2 separate regions of the Homo sapiens genome follow, and region 1 is linked to region 2. A link is a contact called in ENCODE Hi-C data. All regions are on one chromosome and are shown on one strand. The core of a region is the stretch at or near the end of the contact, and the rest is flanking DNA. Distances in the headings are between cores, read along the strand shown. Region 1 holds the start of ALOXE3 (arachidonate epidermal lipoxygenase 3). Region 2 holds the start of TXNDC17 (thioredoxin domain containing 17).

The links. A loop is a pair of places that touch in the nucleus more often than their neighbours do. Pooled maps may share reads with other maps.
Region 1: a map with no recorded cell type shows a loop between it and region 2 (6-fold over the local background). The contact joins the promoter of ALOXE3 here to the promoter of TXNDC17 in region 2. A Hi-C loop is called at or near these places in 2 of 37 single-sample maps with no recorded cell type and 8 of 50 pooled maps.

The regions. Positions count from the first base shown.
Region 1 is chr17:8,114,616-8,121,108 of GRCh38, forward strand. It overlaps ALOXE3 (arachidonate epidermal lipoxygenase 3), which reads right to left and starts at 3,899. Exons shown (of 16, transcript NM_021628.3): 1 at 3,871-3,899; 2 at 3,229-3,688; 3 at 2,161-2,365; 4 at 992-1,073; 5 at 323-442. The coding sequence starts at 3,375. It overlaps TRK-TTT3-5 (tRNA-Lys (anticodon TTT) 3-5), which reads left to right and starts at 4,540; the gene lies at 4,540-4,612. TRQ-CTG1-5 (tRNA-Gln (anticodon CTG) 1-5) reads left to right here and starts at 5,137; the gene lies at 5,137-5,208. HES7 (hes family bHLH transcription factor 7) reads right to left here. Exons shown (of 4, transcript NM_001165967.2): 4 at 5,977-6,493. It also overlaps TRL-TAG1-1 and TRR-TCT2-1. RefSeq lists enhancers at 3,065-4,264, 3,986-4,065, 4,146-4,215, 4,366-4,465 and silencers at 4,986-5,035, 5,166-5,255, 5,626-5,835.
Region 2 is chr17:6,636,476-6,642,641 of GRCh38, forward strand. TXNDC17 (thioredoxin domain containing 17) reads left to right here and starts at 4,585. Exons shown (of 4, transcript NM_032731.4): 1 at 4,585-4,752; 2 at 5,278-5,359; 3 at 5,774-5,849. The coding sequence starts at 4,608. KIAA0753 reads right to left here and starts at 4,236. Exons shown (of 19, transcript NM_014804.3): 1 at 4,162-4,236. It overlaps LOC122526780, which reads right to left and starts at 3,841. Exons shown (of 1, transcript NM_001396008.1): 1 at 305-3,841. The coding sequence starts at 3,841. The coding sequence ends at 305. RefSeq lists enhancers at 286-1,068, 1,069-1,850, 3,763-4,644, 4,775-5,044, 5,245-5,304 and 1 more.

The DNA.
Region 1 (6,493 bases), core at 2,649-5,148, 1.5 Mb after region 2:
GTCGGGGGAGTAGAAAGACAGAAACCAGTCAGTGGGCCCTGAAGCCCAGCTGCTCAACTCCTTCCCTCTTTCCTGCCTTCCAAGTCCCTGGGTCTCTCTTACTCCCGGCTCCTCCCCTGCCCTCTCTGCTCCTGAGCTAAAATAACCTCCTCACTCTTGTCCCCTGTGCCAGACCCTTTGGGGCCATCTCCCATCCTGATGCTTGAATGAAACTGCATTGTCATAGACCCCTACCCCTCCTTCCTGGCTATCAGGACCCCATCCTCCCGACAGACCTTCCACTTGACTTCCTTTCCCCTCCTTCCCAAGCTTTAATCTTCACCTGTCACCCTGGTCTACACAAGTTGTCGTCTTTGTCAAGGCAAATTTCTTGTCTGACTCCATCTCCTGAAAGCTGTTGACGTCTACCATGCAGGGGAAGCCAGGGGCATAGATCTTCCAGCTTCCGAGGGAAAGAGGTCAGAGGTGGCAGGTCATGCTCGGGATAAACACAAGTCTTAGCTTTAAAGACACGGCTTCAGATTAAAACTTCAAAAACCACCTACTTTCTGGATGAGTGACAAGGAATTGGACATTTCTCCATGAAAGCACTGGCTTCACATAGGGTAGCATTTAAGGATGGCATTAATGCCCACACTGGGTTAGAGATGGGTTTGTGTTGAGATTAAAATCATGGCCGGTTTAGTGGGGGAGGCTGAGAAAGGACTGAGATTGGTGGATACTTCAGGTCACTTCTGATATTGGGATCTGGGTTACATCAGGGACAGTTGAGGGCTGAGTATGGATTCATTGGTGGTGTTGGGACAACTGTTACTATTGGTGTTCTCAGTTCAGATTCAGGGTCACTATTAAAGTGGGGTTAGGTCCAAATAAGAGTCCTGATCCAAGCTAGGCACCCAAGGTTGAGAATGAGGTTAGAGTTAGGAACAATCTGATTAAGACTGAGGTCAGGATAAAGATGGGGAAAGAAGTCAAATTAGGCCACCCTCACCGGTAGCATTCTTGTCGGGCCCGGAGCTCCCGTGTCCTGTGATCCAGGAGGAGGGGAAGAGAGTCCTGACAAATAGTTCTTGCTGTGGGGAATGAAAATTACTCTTGGTATAAGTCTCTTTTCCAACAACATCTTCTGCAAACCTTGCCTGAACCCCCTGACCCTTGAACCCAATCCGACAGCCACATCCCTGTGAAACACGTGGCGGTGCCCCCACGTTCTTTGTGTATTCATCAGTAGAAGGGATTCAAGACAGCTTCACCCCCAAATTATAGCAATCTTCCCAATTGTTGGCATGTTTATCTCCCCTCCAGACTATAAACTCCCTGAGGGCAGAAGTCGTCTTGTATTCCTTTTTCTTCTTTTTCTTCTTCTGTATTCCCGGCTTCTAGCATGGTGCCTGGCACCATGTGTATAAGATGCACTTTAAATGACTGATGAACAAATATATTTTGTGAAGCTATGGATGGATGTGCTGTGGAGATGGATGAGAGTTTATAGTGAGGTCTATGGAAAACTTATTACGGACCATGGGGTAATATTCATTTGCCTCACTTTGACCTAGAATATCCCTCCTTCATCCTGAGCCTCCTCCCAACACCCAGAGCAGCCCTACTGTTGCCTCTCCAGATCAGATAGCTCTGGAAACTGAAGATGCTCAAGCCCAGCATCTGCAGAAGGCCCCAGAAATTCAACAAGGAATCCTAGCAGCACCTCTCAGGGACCTCATCCACACTAGAAAAGCTAGTAGTAGGGGAGGGAATGGGGCCTCTCCAGCTAAAATCTCTGAGCAGCCAGGGCTTCTCTACCTGTTAAAATCTAATGACTCAGGGTGCAGGTTAGTTCCTCTCTGGGGTCTGGAGGAACTCACTCTGGAGAAGTGCAGAGGGAGGCTGTGGAAAGCAAAGTGCTTCCTATGTGTATGAGAGAAGGGTGCCTGCCTATATGAGTGTATGTGTCTATGTGAGTCTCCAGAAGAGTCAATACCGTCTGCAAAACCCTCGCATTTCAGGGCTTGAGAGGCTCCCTTTTTTCAGAAAACATCTACTTGGGAGCCCAGAGTTTCTGACCTCAATCTTATTCCCTATACTCTGGGGCTCTGTGAGACCCCACTCCTAATCCCAAAGGACACCTTCTGCAGTACAGTGTAGTCCTCGTCTCTGGCCCACCTGTTCCTGGCCTCAGCTCCACGGTGCAGTAGCCTTCAATCCACTGATAGCAGGGGAAGTGGGATACACTACCATCCGGTTCGGTGACACAGATGCGGCTACAGTACCAAGAGTCCTTGCGGAAGAAAGCGTAGCGCTCCTTGTGTACACGCAGCAGCAAGAGCTCACCCAGCTCCGCTGTGCAACGCACCTTGTACTTCTGTACCTGAGGGGACCAAGACAGCAAGCAGGTGAGAGGCGGGGAACTGCCAAGGCGGTCCTTGCGCCTTGCAAGATGCATCTACACCTAAGCCTATTCGGGCATACAAACCTGAGCTGCTCCCAGCCCATACCGGGCTTTTGTATGAATTAGAAAAAGCTTCCCCGGGCCGGGAGAGGTGGCTCACGCCTGTAATCCTAACACTTTGGGAGGCCGAGGCGGGTGGATCACCTGAGGTCAGGAGTTTGAGACCAGCCTGCCCGATGAAACCGCTTCTCTACTAAAAATACAAAAAATTAGTCGGGCGTCGTGGCAGGCGCCTGTAATCCCAGCTACTTGGGAGGCTGAGGCAGGAGAATCGCTTAAACCCGGGAGGTGGAGGTTGCAGTGACCTGAGATCACACCACTGCCCTCCAGCCTGGGCAACAAGAGCAAAACTCCATCTCAAAAAGAAAAGAAAAAGGTGCCCGAGCACAGTGGGCACTGCATTTCACTAGCTTCCTAGGCCGGCTGGGAACTCTTGTGGAGGCCACCTGGGGCTGGCAGAGGCAGGCAGATCCCCTCGATAAGAGGAAACCCAGGCTCAGAGAGGGGAAGCGACTTGCCCAAAGCCCACGGTCAATTATGGGAGGAGTTTAGGAGCCAGGGGAAGTCCCTCTACTCCCTGTCCAACGCTCCTTCCTCTCCACAGTCCTGCCTGGATGGAGTTCATCATCTCCAGGAAAGACAGGGACCTCAATAGGGAAGGTGAGGAGGTCAGGGCCGGTATCCTGAGTTCAGCAGGATCTCAAGAGTCCAGGAGGAATACTCCTCCCGCCTGCGGCCCCTGCCCCTCTGAGGTCGCGCTTCCCTGTCTCCTTTGTACTCACCGATCCAGGGGCGAAGTCCCTGCCCATTCGATCTAGCCGCTGCTTGGGGCTTTCACCACACGTGCCCACCAGTGTGACAGAGATGTTGTCCAGTGTGCCGGCCCTCAGGTAGGGACCAGTGGTCACACACAGGCGGTACACTGCCATGATGGGAAGGAGGAAGGGATGCCCCGGCAACGCTGGCCGCAGCAGCAGCCGGCCTGGAGGAGAAGAGCGGCACGCCGGACAGGGCTGGGTTTCTGGGCGGAGGGCTAGGGGCTGCGGGGCTGGGTAGGGCTGAGGATGGGCCCAGCTCTCTCTGGGATGTTCCTGGGCTTTCTCTCTCCGAAGCTCCCTGCTGGCGGCTCGGGCTTCCTCTCTCCGCCCACAGTCTTGCACTCTAATACTTGTTTGCTTGCCTCTGACACAGCCGGTCCCTCTGGCTGGCTCACCCAGATGGATATCAGGAGCCTGGGTTCCACTGCGGAGGGAGGGATCAGATGCTGAGATGGAGAAAAGGAGGTAACGCCTGTATAATTGGGACACTGCCCTCCGCCTGGTCAGCGGCCCGGACTGATGCCCTGGAGTGCTTGTCCGCCCACTCCCCAATGTCCCCCAAGATCTGTTCCTCCCCATTCCCAGGCAGAGATGAGCACAGGGCACCTGCATTCCTACGTGTGAATCATCCGTGTGAATCACTAAACAGTGGAGAGTTGCACTTGGTCATAAATCACACGTGACTGCAGCCACACGCAGGTGAGTCGCACACGCATTCCAGCACATGTCAAATGGTCAGGAACAGCTCCCTGTCACCCCATACACCGATCCCCCCACGCATGGCCCTCTTTGTCCCCAGCCTTTGGCACGCCCGACCTCATTCTCTGCTCTGGAGTAGGGCAGGTCAGGAAAGCGAAATACAGCGCCGGCAAACAGGGTCTGAATGCCCCGCGTGGCATTCTTTCCGCTCCAGGACCGCCCTGGGCCTGCAGGATCCTGGGCGGGAGCCCAGGTGTCCGGGATCTGGGCCACTAGGGACTGGGGAGGAACCTCTCAGAGAAGCCCATAGCCCGCAGCGGCCCCGCGCGGCCGGTTCCGGCGCCGCACTGTTCCAGCCTCTACTATGGTACAGTCCCTGCGTCGCAGCCTCGGCGGGGGCTCTAAGAACGGGAGGCAGAAAAAGCTCAATCAGCAGCAGGCGAGCTTCACCCGCTGCTTCCAAATCTGTGCCAAAATATTCTATGCTGCACAGATAAAATCCTCTGTCGGTTCTACAAGCCTGGCTTTTCCTATAGAGAACCCTCTTATAAGCAAAAAGTAAAGCTCTCGTGAAGAGCCCGGATAGCTCAGTCGGTAGAGCATCAGACTTTTAATCTGAGGGTCCAGGGTTCAAGTCCCTGTTCGGGCGGCATGTCTTTGCTTTTGGGTACCGCACTTCGCATAAAATGGTAACAAAAATAGTTACTAGTTTTTAAAGCTAGGTGATACAGAAACTTGATTTCCACAAAATACAGCAAACGACGGTGGAGGGTAATAAACATACTTTAAAACAGTACAAACGCGAGCCGTATTATCGAATTTACATTTTCTGGTAGCCACATTACAAAGAATAAAAAGCAAGCGAAATTAATTTCACGGATCTATTTTACTTACCCTAATATACCAAAATCTTATTTTAACATATAATCAACATTCTAAAAATATTAATGAAATTTTAAGTCTTTTTGTTTGTACAAAGCCTTCCTTCAAAAGAAGATGTGTATTTAGAAGCTGGCAATACATCTGAATTCATATATTTCAAGTGCTCGATAACGGTGTCTACCATATCCAACAGCAGACTTTGTTTTGTTTTCGTTTTAAGTGACGGGTGTGGAAGACACGCAAAATAGAATGTCCAGTAATGTACACAATCTTGAAAGACACCACGAGGGAGGTTCCATGGTGTAATGGTTAGCACTCTGGACTCTGAATCCAGCGATCCGAGTTCAAATCTCGGTGGAACCTTGAAGCTTTTCTTTTAATATCAGCATGTTGAATATTGTTAATTGATTTTCACAGAGGGGATACTCCTATGACCCAAGATAATACGACAAAAAAAAAAAGTAAACTAGGACACTACCAATTATTTGTGCTTTTCCTACCGGATAATTGAGTCCTATAACACAGTGTTAAGAGAACGTACAATAAATTATTTAAATATGTTGGAAGTTGAGCTAACATTTGAAAACATGTTAAAATAGAGATGTTATGAAGAAACGAAATAATAGAGATGTTATGAAGAAACGAAATATTGCTTCAGCAGTTACCATCAGGTCTTAGCTTCTGGGATGGATGCAGGCCTATGATCTCTCTGGAAGACCAAACACGGAAGATGATGGTGAAACCATTACCAGGGGAATTCGTAAAATTACTTTCTGCATGTAAATAGGTGTAACCTCACAGAACTGTTAACAGAACTGTAGCAGGTGCGTAATCCACCAGAAAAACTCCAGCCTGGCAGCGGTGGGATTCGAACCCACGCCTCCGAAGAGACTGGAGCCTAAATCCAGCGCCTTAGACCGCTCGGCCACGCTACCTGCACGAAAACTTACTGTCCCCGTTGTCCTCCTAAGAGACTAGAAGTAAGGAATGGGGCAAATCTTAAGAGTGCCAAATTGATTCGTCTCCTTTTCCACATCTTTTAGACTGGAAATGAAGAACCATCGAGACTGTGGACCGCATAGCAGCAGATGGCAGAACAGATAAACGAGAAGAGACAAAAACACACAGAAATTTACAACAAAACTAGTTTATTTGGGTGGGACTATATCTGGGAGTGGGGAGCGCCTGAGCCGGAAACACCCCCCAAGCGGGCAGCCGGAGCTCTGCACTCGCTCGCTCAGCCATTTTCGGTTGCTCTCCCTCCCTGTTTTTTCGACCCATGTGCGCCCTCTCTCTCACCTGGCTAACATGCTTTGCGCCCGCTACCTCTACCTGGCTTGGCCTCTGAGATCCAAACCGCGCCCTCCTGGCATGTCCCGCCCAAGTCCCTTAGCCCCGCTCCCCAACCCTGCCCCATTCCCACTCTAGTACCCGTAAGCTACAAGACGCCGCCGTTCGTCGGGTGGCTCTGTGGCGCAATGGATAGCGCATTGGACTTCTAGTGACGAATAGAGCAATTCAAAGGTTGTGGGTTCGAATCCCACCAGAGTCGATTTTATTTCAATTTTTCCTTTTTATCCGTTTTTTTCTTAAAGGCCCCCATCCCTTCTCCCCCTACCCTATCTCTCTCTTTCCACCTGGTTTCAAT
Region 2 (6,166 bases), core at 3,335-5,834:
TTCCAGCATGCCTCAAGTGATGCTACACACACACATACACACACACGCACAAAGTCCAGGGACACCCACCCCTAAACTGTCCCCCTGTACAAAGTTCTGGGACTCTCCTTGCAATCTGGCCCTTTCCCACTGCTCCAGGAAACGTCCCAATTTGTCCCTCTACATACCCTGGGGCATCTCCACGAAAACCCTCTCTCCCCCATGCTGAGATGCCCTTACAGCCAGTGCCTTCATCCGCAACCCATGACAAACCTACCCCGAACCTGTTCCCTCCCACACAGCCCCAACTTCTTCCCTACACACACTACTGGAACGCCCCCCTCAATCTAGCCTCCCCCACATAACTCTCTCCCAAATTGCTCCCTCTCACTCTGACTGCAGACACTCCTCCAGCCAGCCTCCTCCCACTTGGCTGTAGGTGGTCTCTGAAATGGCCAAGGCCTATTTCCTCCCTTGAAACTGAGGGTACCCCCACAGCTGTTCTTGTCCCTGACATGCCTAGAGCATTCTCATAGGCTGTTTCTTCCCCCAAAGACCTTGGACAGCTCCATAACCTGGCCCCAGGCACACAGGTGTGAGATGTCCCCACAGCCTGGCTGCCCCCGGCCAGTCCCAAAATATTCCCACCTCCTGTCTCATCCTCTGAAGCCCCCACTCCCCCTGTGGACTGTCTCCTCAGCACGGTCAGACCTGAGACACCCACGTCCGCTTCTGCTCCTGAGGACCCAGTCACCCACACCGCAGCAGGCGCACGCCCTGCCATGGGAGCTCCTACAGCTGCAAGCACCCCCAGAGGCAGAGGCACCCTCCCGGCCTCGGGAATGGCTCCACCGTGTCTCCTTCTCCACAGGCCTGAGACACCTTCAGAGCCTGTCTCCCCCTCCACAGGTCCAGGAACCCTGGCAGCTGTGGGCCCCTCAGTGGCCAGTCTCCTTCCCCATATGCCTGAGCCGTCATCCCCAGAGCCCGTATCCCCTACCATTGGCCCTGGAAGCCCGGGAGCTGTGGGCACTCCCACGGCCATGGAACCTCTAGCAGCCACAGGCCTCCCAGCAGTCTGCCTTCTTCCAGACAGGCCAGAGACATGCTCAAAGATGGTCCCCTCCCCCACAGACCCCAGCAGCCCCACAGCCATGGACACTCCTGTAGTCTGTCTGCCTCCCAACAAACCTGAGACACCCCCAGAGCCAGTCTTCTCCGCCATGGGCCCAGGCATCCTGGTCGAGGTGGGCACCTCCATCCTTGTGGGACCCTTGGCATCTGCAGGTCCGCCCACTGTCTCTCTTTCACCCCACAATTCTGAGCCAGTTTCCTCTTGCACAGGCCTAGGCACCCTGGGAGCCACGGGCACCCCACTAGCTGCAGACAGCCCCACAGTGCCAGGCATTCCTGCAGTTTGCTGCCTCCCTGACAAGCCTGAAAAGCCTCCATCACCAGGCTCCAGCTCCACAGAACCAGGCACCCTAGGAGCCAGAAGGACTTCGGTGGCCACAGGAGCCCTGACCCTCTGTCTCTGTCCCCAGGGTCTTGGGATACCCCCAGAGTCAGTCTCCCCCCCAAGCCCAGGCCCCTCAGGCACCACAGGAACCCCAATAGTCTGTCTCCTCCCCCATGGGCCCGGGAAGGCCCCAGAACCACAATCCTCCCCGCCAGACCACAGCTTCTCCCGAGCCACGTGTCCCCCTGAAGCCACGGATTCCTCCCCGCCTGACCACAGCTCCTCCTGAGCCACGGGTCCCCCTGAAGCCACGGATTCCTCCCCGCCAGACCACAGCTCCTCCCGAGCCACGGGTCCCCCCGAAGCCACAGATATTCTGGCAGCCCGAGTCCTTTCCCACAGGTTCAAAATGTCTCTAGAGCTGCCTTCCTGACACACAGGACCAGACGCCCACACAGCAGCAGGCACTCTGGCAGGCACCTTTCCAGAGCCGGGCACACCCATTGCCATGAGGACCCCTGCTGCGGCACACCCCTGCCGGGGCACATCTGCTGCCCTGGGTATGCCCACCGTCTCAGACACCCCCACAGCCTGCCTCCTCCCACACTGACATGCAACATCTCCACAGCCAGCCTCCTGATCCACTGACCCAGGGACCCCTAAAGCTGGAGGCCCCAGACTCTCTGGCTCCCCCACAGCCTGCCTCCTTTCCCACGGGCTCAGAACATTCCCACTACAGGTCTCCTCTCCAAGCCCAGGCACTGCCTCGGCTGGGGGCCCCCCAAGAGCTTGCTGTCCGTCCCACAGGCCCAGGCCCCCGCTGTGGCTCAGCTCTTCTCCCAGGGCTCCAGGTACCACCACAGCCTGGGGCACCCTTACCATCTGTCCCGCTCCCCACAGCCCTGGGACACTCACACAGCCCGTGTCCTTCCCCAAGGCCCTGGGTACCCCTGTAGCCTGTTGTATCCCCCACAGGCCTGGGGCACCCCCAGAACCTGCTGCCTGCTCCCCAGGACATGATGACTCTGCAGTCTGCGCAGCTCCCCGTGACCCTGGATCACCCCCAGAGCCTGTCTCCACCCACACAGGCTGTCCCCTTTCCCTGAACCCTGGGTCACCTCCACATCTAGTTTCCTCTTCAGCAGCACAGGGCACCCCAACAGAGTATCCTGTGCCCCACGGGCCGGGCATACCCACAGAGTCTGTCTCCTCCACAGCCTGTCTCCTGTAACACACACCTGCGGCACCCACAGAAGTAGGCTCCTCCTCCACAGCATCGGACACCCCCACAGCCTGTCCCCTCCCCCATACGCCAGGGGTGGCCCCACAGACTGCTTCATGTGTCAGAGCCCCAGGAATCTGCGGGGACTGTCCTCTCCCCCACAGACCTGCAGCACCGCCACAGCCGAGCTCTCCCTCCATGGCTCTGGGCGCTCCCACAGCCCCAGTCCACCCCACGGTCCCAGGCTCGCCCATAGTCTGTTCTTTTTCACAAGGGCCTGAGACAAACCCATAGCCTATCTCCTCCCCAGTCTCAGGAACCCCCACAGCTTCTCCCCTCCACAGGTGCGGGGCCATTTCAGAACTTGACGCCAAAGCCCCAGGCACACTCGCAGGAGGCACCCTCCCAGCCTGTCCCTGTCCACAGAAGCCTAAGGCTCTCTCGTAAGCTGCCCCTAAGCCCAGAGCTGTGGGCCCTGAGGGGGCCCGAGGGATCCCCCTTGCCTGTTCCTTCACCCAGGGCCCTGTAAGACCGCCGCGGCTTGTCTCTACCCAGGAAGCTCGGCCAGGAACACCCCTTTCGACAGGTCCCTCTCCTGCAGGCACGGGATGGAGCTCGACTCTACTTCCTTCCCCACATCCCGAGGCGGCCCTCATAGCCTGCACCTTCAGCCACAGGTGCAGAATGCTCTCATGGCCCAGAGATCCCGGGCGACCTTTTCTCTCGCAGCCCCGGGGACTTCTATCTTCGGTCTCCTCCTCCCCAGACCCGGTCACCCACACAGCCCCGGCAAGCCCCACCACCTCGGGCTCCCCCACAGCCCCGTTCACCCACACAGCCCCAGGGTCCCTTGCAGCCTCGATGGAGCCTGGGGTCCCAGGAGCTCCCAAAGCCTCATTCGCCCCGGCGGCGTCGGCTGTCTCCGCCGCTTGTCTCGTCCCCCATGGCCGCTGACGGCCCTGTGGCCTTTCTGCACTCACACAGCGCGTCTCCCACTCCGAGGGCTTCGCCCGGCGCCTTGCTCCACGGCCTCGGGACGTCCCTGCGCCCCGTCTCTTCCCCCACGGCCGCCGAACCCCCCGCCCCGACCTGCTGGGCCCCACGCAGCGACCCGGCATCTTAGCCGCCTGCTCTCCCCGGCGCAGCCTGGGCAAGGCCCCACGGCGAGTCTCCCGGCTCATAGCTCCAGGGCAGTTCCCTTCCTCCCTACCGCGGCCCTGGGGGATGTCTTAGCACCTCGCTCCCTAAGCTGCTCCACACACGCACTCACACACTCCGCTCCGGCCTTGCAGCCTTTCTCCCTCCGAGCCCCTCACCCATCCCACCCCCGCCCAGTCTCGGGAACCCGCCCCCAGTCCCAGGCCCCCGTAAAGCCTAGACGGCAGAAAAGGTAACTGGGGGGACAAAGCAACAAAGGCTTTCCGAGTCAGATCTCCTCTCCCCCAAGTCCATGACTCTATGCGGCTTCCCAGAATCCCCCCCAGCCCCGGCCCGAGCCCACCTGGCCTAGGGTGAGGCGCGGCTACTGGGAGGCGGGCAACGGGGGCCCCCAACAAGGCCGCGCTTCCGGCCGCCTGCCCAGTCGCCATAGCAACAGGCGCAGGGCGGCTTGGGAGCCTTTGAGGCCCTGAACTATTTAAGGATCCAGGTGTTGCAAGGCGGTAAGTTTTGCAGCCAGTGTCCATGAGGTCGGGGCTGGGACTAGATTAGGGTAGATCTAAGCCTGGGCTTGGGAGTGCAGCTAGCGCAGAAAGATCTGAGGAACTAGAGCAAAAAGCCATGCGGATGGATTGTGGTCGTCAGAGGCTCCCGTAGTCTTTAGCGGCGCTGGCTTCCGCAGGCTCCGCCCTCTCTTGCCCACCCGGAAACAGCCTCGCCCCGCCTACGCGGGACCCAACCGCGGCGACCGGACGTGCACTCCTCCAGTAGCGGCTGCACGTCGTGCCAATGGCCCGCTATGAGGAGGTGAGCGTGTCCGGCTTCGAGGAGTTCCACCGGGCCGTGGAACAGCACAATGGCAAGACCATTTTCGCCTACTTTACGGGTTCTAAGGACGCCGGGGGGAAAAGCTGGTGCCCCGACTGCGTGCAGGGTGAGGCCGGGATTCGGGGGCTGCTGTCCAATGGAAATGGCAGGAAGGTCGAGCCTACGGCCAGAAGGGGGGCTTAGCGGAGGCAGAGTCTTGGTTCCAGACATCCGCGGAGCAATCTGAGCTGTCCCCAAGTCTCCTTCTATTAAATCCTACCCCGCCCTGCCAAGAGCGCTCTTCCTTTTACCACCTTACCCGGATGATCTTGGAATCTAGTTCCTTAAAACTTCTCACTCCCCCAGTACCATTAGTGTCTTACAGGATACGTGAGTTGGTCAGCAAATACATGTGCTTTCCATTGTTACGGGCGCGGTGGTGCAGGGGCAAATCGGGACTGGGATTTGGTCCTTACCCTTAACGTGGCTCTAAGACCAGAAGGGAACACCTGACTTGTGTTGACCTCTTCAGTTAGCTGCAGGTTAAAGTCTGAGTGCTTACCAAGACTGGGGGAAGGGGGAAAGAACACAGTTTATACGTGCCTGATTGTAGAGTTGACGTGCGATTATTTTATCTCAACTTTTTTTAAAGCTGAACCAGTCGTACGAGAGGGGCTGAAGCACATTAGTGAAGGATGTGTGTTCATCTACTGCCAAGTAGGAGAAAAGCCTTAGTAAGTGGCAATGTATAATCTACCTCGCAGACGTGCACAAATTGCATACTTAGGCGGGAAGGGCCTCAGGGACTTACTTACCCAGTTTGTCTTACAAGGTAATGTCTGACAAGTTAAACAATTAGAAGCTATTAAATACAAATTTAAAATGCCCACCTGAATTAAGTAAGGGTAATTCAACGAATTTGGTCTGGTGTAAGCCCAGAACTTAGCTGGCTTTACTTTTATATCTTAGTCACACTTTGAAACTTTGCACAGGGTAATTAGTAGATTAAGCCATAGTCCGCAAGGTTTTTTAAGTGTTTGCAAGAACAGTGATTACTAAAAAATTAAATGTAGGACTATGTCAAATATTAAGCAAACTGTAATAAACCAAGTAAATTTTTTTCATGATCACTTTTTCTTTTCGAATAGTTGGAAAGATCCAAATAATGACTTCAGAAAAAACTTGAAAGTAACAGCAGTGCCTACACTACTTAAGTATGGAACAGTAAGTATCTTTAAATATGCTGGGCCTGTAATTCACTGTCAGAACTCTTTTAACTTGCTGTGGATCCAGATTTGAAAAGATCTTGACATTTCATCTCAATTCCATTGTTGTTCAGAGTGCTGCTGAAAGTCCATTCCTATGGCCAATCCCAATAAACTGATAATGTAAATATCTAGCTATTAGGTCTTTTTCATGTTAAGTCACTCTTAAAAAACCAGAAAGTAGGTTGACTCATAATTCCTTAAAACATTTGCATCAACAGTTGTTTTCTGTTTAATTCATAATTCTGGTTAAAAAGTAAGGGCATCTCTTCTAGT